2 separate regions of the Homo sapiens genome follow, and region 2 is linked to region 1. Evidence: read pairs that join two places in POLR2A ChIA-PET (ENCODE). Cell type or tissue: OCI-LY7. All regions are shown on one strand. Each heading gives the region's core, and the rest is flanking DNA. Links, peaks and the distances in the headings are about the cores only.

What was found. Peaks named below come from ENCODE experiments on the same cell type or tissue, not always from the same donor. Only the 100,000 strongest peaks of a DNase experiment are listed, where the experiment ranks them.
Region 2: POLR2A ChIA-PET joins it to region 1 with 6 read pairs; 3 of 35 experiments call an interaction of 5 or more read pairs at or near these places.

The regions. Positions count from the first base shown.
Region 1 is chr3:122,072,040-122,077,438 of GRCh38, forward strand. The region is part of intron 1 of CD86 (CD86 molecule); the gene reads left to right. Among named protein-coding and RNA genes, the nearest start is that of CD86, 19 kb to the left of the region's middle. RefSeq lists an enhancer at 2,657-2,996. In OCI-LY7, for the core only: no CTCF peak of the experiment used is centred there; DNase peaks (open chromatin) are centred at 2,172, 2,802 and 5,122; H3K4me3 peaks cover 3,612 bases; H3K27ac peaks cover 3,283 bases.
Region 2 is chr3:121,995,195-122,000,486 of GRCh38, forward strand. The region is part of intron 5 of ILDR1 (immunoglobulin like domain containing receptor 1); the gene reads right to left. Among named protein-coding and RNA genes, the nearest start is that of ILDR1, 24 kb to the right of the region's middle. RefSeq lists enhancers at 168-462, 2,222-2,301, 2,332-2,441. In OCI-LY7, for the core only: CTCF peaks have their summits at 525 (motif pointing left) and 750; DNase peaks (open chromatin) are centred at 87, 507, 2,917 and 3,906; H3K4me3 peaks cover 1,117 bases; H3K27ac peaks cover 2,178 bases.

The sequences.
Region 1 (5,399 bases), core at 400-5,399:
CCCTACAAAGGACATGAACTCATCATTTTTTATGGCTGCATAGTATTCCATGGTGTATATGTGCCATATTTTCTTAATCCAGTCTATCATTGTTGGACATTTGGGTTGGTTCCAAGTCTTTGCTATTGTGAATAGTGCCACAATAAACATACGTGTGCATGTGTCTTTATAGCAGCATGATTTATAGTCCTTTGGGTATATACCCAGTAATGGGATGGCTGGGTCAAATGGTATTTCTAGTTCTAGATCCCTGAGGAATCGCCACACTGACTTCCACAATGGTTGAACTAGTTTACAGTCCCACCAACAGTGTAAAAGTGTTCCTATTTCTCCACATTCTCTCCAGCACCTGTTGTTTCCTGACTTTTTAATGATTGCCATTCTAACTGGTGTGAGATGGTATCTCATTGTGGTTTTGATTTGCATTTGTCTGATGGCCAGTGATGGTGAGCATTTTTTCATGTGTCTTTTGGCTGCATAAATGTCTTCTTTTGAGAAGTGTCTGTTCATATCCCTTGCCCACTTTTTGATGGGGTTGTTTGTTTTTTTCTTGTAAATTTGTTTGAGTTCATTGTAGATTCTGGATATTAGCCCTTTGTCAGATGAGTAGGTTGCAAAAATTTTTTCCCATTTTGTAGGTTGCCTGTTCACTCTGATGGTATTTTCTTTTGCTGTGCAGAAGCTCTTTAGTTTAATTAGATCCCATTTGTCAATTTTGGCTTTGGTTGCCATTGCTTTTGGTGTTTTAGACATGAAGTCCTTGCCCATGCCTATGTCCTGAATGGTAATGTCTAGGTTTTCTTCTAGGGTTTTTATGGTTTTAGGTCTAATGTTTAAGTCTTTAATCCATCTTGAATTGATTTTTGTATAAGGTGTAAGGAAGGGATCCAGTTTCAGCTTTCTGCATATGGCTAGCCAGTTTTCCCAGCACCATTTATTAAACAGGGAATCCTTTCCCCATTGCTTGTTTTTCTCAGGTTTGTCAAAGATCAGATAGTTGTAGATATGCGGCCTTATTTCTGAGGGCTCTGTCACTATACATCTACTAGAATGGGTAAAATCCAAAAATCTGACAATACCAAATGCTGCTGAGGATGTGGAGCAACAGGAAGCCTCATTGCTCCACATCCTCAGCAGCATTTGGTATTGTCAGATTTTTGGATTTTAGCCATTCTACTAGATGTGTAGTGGTATCTTACTGTTTTAATTTGCAATTCTCTAATGAGGTATGATGCTGACCACCTTTTCATATGCTTATTTGCTGTCCGTGTACCTTCTTTGGTGAGGTATATGTTCAGATCTTTTGCTCCTTATTAAATTGGGCTGTTTGTTCTTTTATCTTTGAGTTATAAGAGTTCATTGTGTATTTTGGATACCAGCCCTTTATCAGATATATCTTTTGCAAATATTTTTTCCCCAATCTTTGGCGTGTCTTTTTATTCATATAATGGTTGATACATGTTTCTGCTTTAAGGAGGAAGGGTTTTAAAAATACAATTTACAGTAGCAGTAAAAATAAAAATTTATTGCAAATGTCTTATGTTCACTCTCAGGTGATGTCAGGGAACTATGGACCCAGCAGGGTTTAATTAAAGGGGAGTGTCAAGTCCTGGGGGCTGTGGTTGACAATCCTCCTTTATTGGCAATTGTGCAGCAGGGCTGGGAGTAAGAAGACAACCCAGTCCTGAGCTGCATCACTTCTAAATTAAGAATAATTCAGGAACTGTGTTTACGGTGAAATCCTGGCCCTTCTCACATAGATTATATTATGCATAGGATATGAATTTCTGTCCATGAATCCAAGTATATATGAAATCATCACTTTGAAAATTTCCTTTAACTCAACTTAATCCCACTGGTGAGCCTCAATCCTGCCAGTTGAAAAAGAGACTGTAACTGGGTCATGCAGGAGTCTCCTTCCTTTCCTGCAGCCCAGTCAGAATTCAAGAAGTTCACCTGGTAACTGGAAAATGATGGAAGGGCCTCAAGTCCCTAGTCTGTCCTGGTTGCCATTGGCACCCTTACTATCTGAGCCCATAGTGGTCTGTGAAGTCCGGCAGCTCCCTGCCCCCATGCCACAGTGGGGAATGAGAATATCTACTGATGCTGGGCCCCATGAGCAAAGCATGCTGCCTTTCTAGGCATGAGCCATCACACCTGAGGTTGCTACCCCCTCGGGAGCACTGATGGAGGGGCAGTTGGGTTTCTACTGCTCACAGGACCCAGACAACCATCCCCTGCCCTCCCTTCTTCTTGCACTTCAAAAGCACTCTCTTCCTCTCTTTTCACCTCTAAGCCACCGGTATCATCTCTTCCATGGGCTTTCACAAAAGTCTGGATGAACCTTTGAACTTGTATCTCTTCTGCTTTCCCCCTTGCATCAAGAAAGCTTAGAAAACAAACACTAATTAACGTTTCAATAAATAATGCTGCTCTAATTATTTGTGGAAACTATTCTGTATTAGAACTACCATCAGCACCGCCTCCTAGAGTGCTTTTAGACTTGACCACTGGCCGCAGGAGGCCACTTCCATATAACAACAAACAGATGGCTGAAATTGGAAAACTCAGCTAAATGTTCAGATGTTTCTAGACTCCCACGGGTTTCTGGCTCTGGCACATGGAGTAGATCCTGACTGTGTGGTCCTCAGGGGACTCTCTCTGGTGAAGTTTGGTGAGGTCAACTTCCACACCCACACACACCAGCTACTGTGTGTAGCCTGTCCTCCTCTGGTTGCTTCTACTTGCAGCCTTGGCCTCTTCAGTCCTGAGAGCGTTGGAGAATGAGGCAGTGGAGGAAGCAGCCCCACACAGAAAGCAGTTTCTGAAGTAACCTCAGCAACTTCCTCCTCACCAAACACAAGGAACTGATCTTCTCCACTGGGCTCGGCCTCTGGTCAGCCAAGGACAACACTGTTGACCACCATCACGGTTGGCCCCACTCCACCCTTGGCTCTGATGACATATGTGGGAGTCAGAGGAATTTTGATTGGCTGACTGCTGGCCTGTCACACAAACAAGATGGGGCAAGGGGGTTGCGATATGACTTGACATGTGAAAAAAAAAAAAGCCGTGGTCAGCAACCCCCTGCAACTGTTGAAAGGCTAATTCAATCTCTGACTCTTTAACAAAAGTGATCTTGTTCACTGCCTGTTCTGCCCTGAGAGCCTTCTCTGCTAGGAGGTAGGTTGACTGACTCAGGGAGAAGGGTGCTGGTGGCAGAGCTGCCAATGGGTGAGGGTCCTAGAGACTATCGACATGAGGGGCAGTTGAGAACACTGTAGTATTTAGCTGAGAGGAGAGACTATTAATAAAATTTACAAAATCAGCTTTCAGCTATTTGGAAGGGTTTATATAAAAGGATAAAATAATATGTTCTGGTAGTTCTAGAAAACAGGACAGAGACAAGTAGCTGGTACTTATGGATTGGAGGAGTGAGTGGCAGTAGTTTGGGGATTATTTATAAAAAAGACATTTTTCTGTTAACTCTCTTTTCTAATAGTGAATTTCCCAACCTGACAAGTAAGAAAGCACAGGCTAGACACGCATCTGTCATGACACTGAAGGGGTCCTTGCTTGAGTGAGAGACTGGAATGATGAGTTTTGAGGTCCCTTACAGTCCAGCAACTCTAGCTAAGTTGGAGAATAAGAGAATTCCATGACACCATATCACCCCCTCATTTCTGCTGCCTGCCTCACCATTCATCTCTCTTTACTCCTTTTAATATCATTCTACGTTACAGCATTGGAGGAGGCTGCTCTAAATAGGAACTGAAATAAGTAGATTAAAGAAGTGCTATGGAAGGGAAAACAATAAAACAACTTGTTTTTTAAGAGCCTACTATTGCCAGGATCTGTGCTAAGCACCATATATATGCCATGTTATTTAACCGTCATGACATGCCTATGAGATATTTAGTATTACTTCTGTGAGGAAGCCAAAGCTCAGAGAGGTTAAATAACTGCCCCAAGAACACACAGGCATTAAGTAGTGGAGCAGGGTTTGAACACAGGTCTCTATGACTCCAAAGTGCAGTGTGATATGTTATTTTTACTGATCTGTTTATGGAAAATGATACTGCTTTCTAATTTAGTATTAACACAAAGATTTTTTTCTAAATAGATTTACTTAAAGTATGTTATAAAAATACTATATAAATAATGAAACAGATTTTACATGAGTATGAAGTGGTACTAGTAGCTAGAATGATGAAAGTTTGGGGAATACTACTCCAAATATTTTGATAGCTAGCCTTTCAATTTAGCCTGTCTTATATTTGGACTGCTGAGTACAAGGAAAAGAAGGAAACATGAAAATTAAGTGAAATATGAGTTACTTCCCCTGTGCTCTGATAGGTGGGTAATTGATCATATGTCACAATAAGAAAATCAAATGAACCCTTTCAAACAACAGCAAAATCTGTGATTGTAAAATCCAGAGGAAAACCCCAGGTGGGATCTATCTGTATGAAGGATGAAATTTCCAAGGTCTGAACATAGAATGGCTGAGAGGAAGTGATGACCCTGTGAGTCAAGACCCTGGACCCTGGGGGAGCCCTGTGGGTTTGAGAAGCCCTGGGTGAAAGGTGAAGGGTTTTACAGGCCTGTTTACAGACCTCTGTAGTGACAGAAGGGAGATCTTTGTGCAAAGGTCAAAGTAAGAATTGGGAAAGTCTGAAAAGAAAACAGGAAAGTAATAATGAAGATGAAATAACTACTTGGCATACTCTGCCACATGATTTACAGGCAAGGTTTCCTTTGTTTTTCACAACAATGCAGCAAAGAAGTGATTATGAGTCACATTTCATAAGTGAGAAGACTGACATTCAAACATGTTCAATAACTGGCCCAGGGTCCAGTGGTCAAGCCAGGACTGGACTTCGGACCACCAGTTCCAAACCCACACCCCTTCCCTTGCACCACACGCTTTTGTGTGGATGAGCCTCCCCAACCCTGTCAACAACAAACTGTCACTTTGTCACTTTTAATGTCTCCTGCTTCACAGGACACAGCTAGCCTCCAAGAGATCAGGGAGGCATGCCCAGAGGGTGCTGCTTCTCTCTTTTGAAGCTCAAGTGCCACAGACCTCAGAGGCACATAAATGTCCCCCACACTGAGCAGAGGACTTTGCAGTGCCTGATCAGGGCAGAAAAAGGAGGCATGCACCTGGGGGAGGATCACATACGAGTGAAACCTGTCCCCGCTGAAGCACTAGGTTTGGAGAAATCTACTGGGCATTTACACACCTTTCCCACTTCTGCTTATGACTTGTAGCCAAACTCAAGAGTACCACCCACTTCCAGGAATAGTGTACCAAGGTAACAGAAACATTCTAGATTCATACAATTGGGGTTAGATTAGGATCATCTGAAAATGAAGGTTGTGTATGTCAATTGCCT
Region 2 (5,292 bases), core at 1-5,000, 77 kb before region 1:
TTGTGGCTGAGTGCCTCATGTTTCCTAAGGGCTCTGCCTATCCACGCGTGTTGGACGTGTGCCTGTACGTTAAGTGCAGGAAGTGCCAGCCTCAGTGTGAACGAGGTTAGGCCCCAGCCTGGCATTCTCAGTTCCTCCTTGCTTCCCTGGGCCCTGTGGCCACCCCTAAAACAGCAGGGCCACGTACAGTAGAAGGGGGCAGAAAGCTGGCATCCTGAACACAGCCACATAGGGTGTAGGGTTTGCCAAGGCCAGCAGCAAAGGGGTCATCCAGTGGGCTGCTCAGTGATTCCAGTATGAAACTTCCAGCACAACAGGAAGTGGTTGTAACAGAGTCCCCAGAAATGTCCGGAGCTCCAACCCTCAGTGTGAGTCACAGCCTAGCCTGGAAGAAATCAGAGGCAAACTTGCAGCAGCTCCCCCAGCAGCTACACCTTCATGCCAGCTGATCACCTGGAGCCTCCCTGAAGACAGGTCCACAGGCTCAGCACTGCCCTCTCCCTCTGCAGAGATGCCTCTCCCTAGCTCCCTCTTCTGGCCACCACCAACACACATACTGGAATGCCCAGCCTTATACATGTAATTTACTTTACATAAGCTAACTAGTTCTCTGAAAAATCTCTTCACGTGGGAATCCAATGAGGAAGCTGGGCTCAGAGAGATTACCTTCCCAGCCTAAGGTCCTACAGCTAGCGACTGGCAGAGCCAGGGTGTGAACCTGTGTGACGCTCAAGCCTACACTCTTTGTGTGCCGCACCGCCAAGTCCCCAGACTCCTTTATTTTCTGTGATGAAGCAAAAAACCTTCCCTGCAGGCACCTCCTCAATTTACCTCTCTCTAACTCGGCTCCAGACCTTTCAAAGTCCACTCCAGACTAGTCTCTCCTTCCATAGCCTCGGGACATCTGATTCCAAGGAGAACAACCCTACCCACTGTACCCCTTTAATGGAATCCTAGCTTCTTCCAGATGGTCCTATTCCCATTTAGCCACTCCTCCTGCTTCCTTCAATCAGGGAGAAAGGCAGAGTTGTGCTTCCTCTTTGCTCCTCAAATGATTTTTTCACTAATGGGACTCCTTCCACAAATAACTCTCTAACAACCCTTCCAGATCCTCCATGAGTGTTTCTGACATTTCCCTGAGTTTTTTTCACACAGTCCAGAGATTAATTCACCTGCTCCCTTAGCTGCCACACCATTTTTCCAGGGTCTCACCCTTCCTTCTTGCACTAAAACTAATGAAACAGGATGGAAGACACAGCCTTTGAGCTTTTCTCTTGCGTGCCTTCCCCTGCATCCCTGAAAACAGCCTCACGGGATGTCTAGGCTATCAGGGGTATCTGTTGCTCACCTAATGGGGAATCAGATAGGCAATAAAAGTAGGAAACCTGGATAAGGCAACAAAGCTGCAAAAGACTCCCAATAAGTTATCTTTTAACCTCAGTGGAGTAAAATCTGCCTTAGTCACCCTTAATGAGCTTGTTAAAAATACAGCTTTCTGAGCCTCACTCCCAGGGACTCTCCTTCAGCTGGTCTAATGCAAGGCAAGAAAATTTGTATTTTCAACAAGCTCCCTGTTCCAATAATGTAGGAGTCAACTTGGAATTGACTGCTGAGGATTCTCAACAACCCTTTGGTCACCATTCCTTACCATCCCCTCTCCACTCTTACAGAACCCATTCTTGCCCTTGTTTTGTTTTTTTTGTTGTTGTTGTTTTGTTTTGTTTGAGATGGAGTCTCGCTATGTCACCCAGGCTGGAGTGCAATGGCACGATCTCGGCTCACTGCAACCTTCGCCTCTGGGGTTCAAGCGATTCTTCTGTCTCAGCCTCCCGAGTAGCTGGGATTACAGGCGCCCACCACCATGCTCAGTTAATTTTTGTATTTTTAGTAGAGATAGGGTTTCACCATGTTGGCCAGGCTGGTTTTGAACTCCTGACCTCAGGCGATCTGCCTGCCTCGGCCTCCCAAAGTACTGGGATTACGGGCATGAGCCACCATGCCCAGCCCTTGCCCTTCTTTTAACCTATGGTCACTTAGTCTATTTGCTTTCTCCAAAACTACCAGTCCTCCCTGATTTGACTGACCAGTCATTTCTGGGACATCCTCAGGTGTTTCCTAGAATCTGATGCCCCTTTGAACTCTTGTCATTTTAGCTTTAGGAAACTACCAGCAGATGCTTCTGGGTCCCAACCAGGCAATTGACCTCAAATAGCCCTCCTCCCAATAGGGCTTTCCTTCTTGACCTCTCAAACATGCATTCCCTCCTCTATAGCAGCAGGTTAAACATTCCCCACCTCTTAGGTCTTCCCCTGCCTGTGAACTTTCTGCTGATGACTTCATCTCTATTGATGAAGAGGAACCAGCCCTGAACGTGGAGCCAAGAAACCTAGGTTTAGTCCAGGGCCCACTGCTAACAGGCTGTAACAAGTAATTGTGGAAAAATCTCCCTCGACTTCACTTCCCTCAGCTGTGAGGCAGAAGGAGATGGGGCAGGAGAGATCAGAGAGTCTCACTGTGGCTGTGGCCTACTGCTGGGCATGCCTGGAGGTTCTCCAGTAAGGAGGGCCAGTAACTGCTCTAGGGATGAAAGCCGTTTCTCCAGTTCTTAGGGAAAAAATACGTTTCCATTTCAAAAATGTCTATCTTTAAGTCCTACAGAGGGCTGTTTACCACTATTAGGTGAACTATCAAGGGTTACTAAAATTTGGTCTTATTTTCATTTTTCTCCTCTCTAATCCTTTTTTAACTCTCACTAGAAAGTGGGAGCAGGTTGGGGAGGTGGGATGTGATCAAAGAAGTTCAAGAATCACTGACATGTTTCTTGAAGCTTCCTTCTGCATCTAGAATTTTGATTTGCTGAAATCGAGTCAGGCAGATGTGAGCTCCCTCAGCTTCCTCCCTTACATCTTAATCATCCTCCACATTTTAATGACTTCCTTTCTGTCTTCAGAGGCCAGGCTGCTTCCCTTTCCCTTCCGCTCCCTTTCTAAGGCCAGTTCTTTCCTTGTAGGGCTGAGGCCACTCCTACCAGCTTCATCACTCATCAGTGACCTCACTTCTTAATGCTTCACTTTACTCATTTGATATTAACCTTGGTTCTTTGCTTATAAACATGTTTAGGATTACCTTATTCTACAAACACCAACAATAACTCCTTACTCCTCTAACCAAAGAGCTTTCTTTAATAACTCATGCCCTTCCATGCAATTCTTCTTGTCAACAAACTTCTCAGGACAGTCTACCCCAGTGACTCACTTTGAAAGTGACCTCATCGGCCCAAGTTCAGGGATCTTTGTAATCTACATTTCTTGATTTTACTAGTTTTTTAAAATGAACCTAATCCCTCAGGAGAAACAACTCTCCCGCAGAACCTCCATTTATTAGTTTACTAATAAGTGGTGCACTTATCATTTGTGTTAGCTTTGTCCCCAGTCTTGCCTGCTTTTAGTGCCCCACGAACCTAGGGAGTCTAAGCAGGCATCTTGGGCGGGTTTTTCTTATCTCATCCTGCATATTATTACTCCAGTGACAGTGATTTCTCCATGGCCTCCTCCCTAAGATCCCTGAAAGGTAGGGGGCCCCACAGTCCAATGCTGCATCCTCCACGACTTTTCCCCTCCTACGGTGTCTTAGCCAATCCCACAGTGATCCACCTACAGAGGCTGTGGCAGTCTCTGCTGTAGGAATGCAGACTCTCACAAGTCAGATGAACATGGATTCAACTCTGCAAAACCACTGCTACTTCCTAGCTGTGGGGCTTTTCTGACCTTTGGTCTCCCATCTTTTAAAAGAGATGACTTCTGCCTTCTAGGGTGGTTGTGAGGATTCAGTGAGGAAACGTATGCAAGGGGACTACACATCAGACATCCAATAAAAGTTAGTTCTCTTTTCCTGTAAGACAGCAACCTCAGAGCACAGGCCTGAAACCAGACTCAGGCCACCGACTTTCTTCACATTGTAGATCAGGTTTTGTTTCTATCTTAATAGGTCATTCATTATTTTTCCCTTAAAAAATTTCCTTTCAAATGGATCAAACTGATAAAGGTGGTTATCTCTGGGTACTCAGATGAGTCATTACATTTTCCTGAATTTCTCAAATTTCCTACAATATAGTACTTTATTTAGATCATCTGGAAGAGGAAATGTTATTGAAAATAGAAGCCAAAAAAAATTAAAAACCTTCTATTTAAAGCAGTTGGTGCTATTCCATCTATTTGACCAAGAAAATAACTTTATAGAATAATTTTGTATTATTTTGCCTTTACCATGTATTCTGTAGCCAACATTTTTTAGGGCATAATTCTGTTATAGCTCTGTTTTAAAGGATCAGATGTTAGTCCAAAGGAAGATCACATTGAAAGCAAGATCATCTGCTCCCTCTTCCCTTGCCCTAACTCAAGGATTCTCAAAGTGTGGCTCCTCTACCAGCAGCAGCACATCACCTGGAAACTTTTGAGATAAGAAATACAAATAAAGTTCTAAGCCCCCAAATGACTAACAGACCCCCTCTTGGCCAAGGGGACCCCAGAGAAATCTTGGAAGCTAAGTTCATGGCCATGACGGGATGGGAGGTCAGACTCACCTCATTATATCCCCTCTCACAGTGACCACCCCTTTCAAAAGACTCCACGTGGATAATGTCAATTACTAGTTTATCTTCCCAGGTACAGAACAAAGGCAAGATAAGGTCTAATTCTTCTTTTCCCCTTTTCTAATATTCACCTTATCTTATGTAAAATATAGATTTGCTGGGCACTAACTAAAGTTTCACAAGTATATAATCATTTGTTTCATTGCTGCCTCCCACTTCTTAAGGAAAATGTATAAATACTAAACCTCCTGGGAACCTCTTTGAAAAAAAAAAACAGCCACAGATGCATCTGTGACTTATGTTTTTTCCCTGGGTATGCCCTCAAGCTAGCTCAATAAACCTCAATGATCTGAGACTTATGCCTCAGTCACTCATTTTGATTGCCAGAGAAATAAAAATTCTCAGGTCCTGCCCCAGACAGGTTGAGTCAGAAAACGGAGATGGCAGCCAAAAATTAAGTTAAGGAGGAAAAAAAAAAAAAAAGAAAAAACAGAAATCATCCCTACCTCCTGACCTCTGGAGAGGGGAGAGTGGCTGAAGGTGACTTGATCACTGATAGCCAATGACTTAATCAATCATGCCTATGTAATGAAGTCTCCATAAAAACCCAAAAGGACTAGGTTCAAGGAGCTTCCTGGCTGCTGAAGACGGAGGTCCTGGGAGGGTGGCACACCTGGAGAGGACATGGAAGCCCCTCCCCG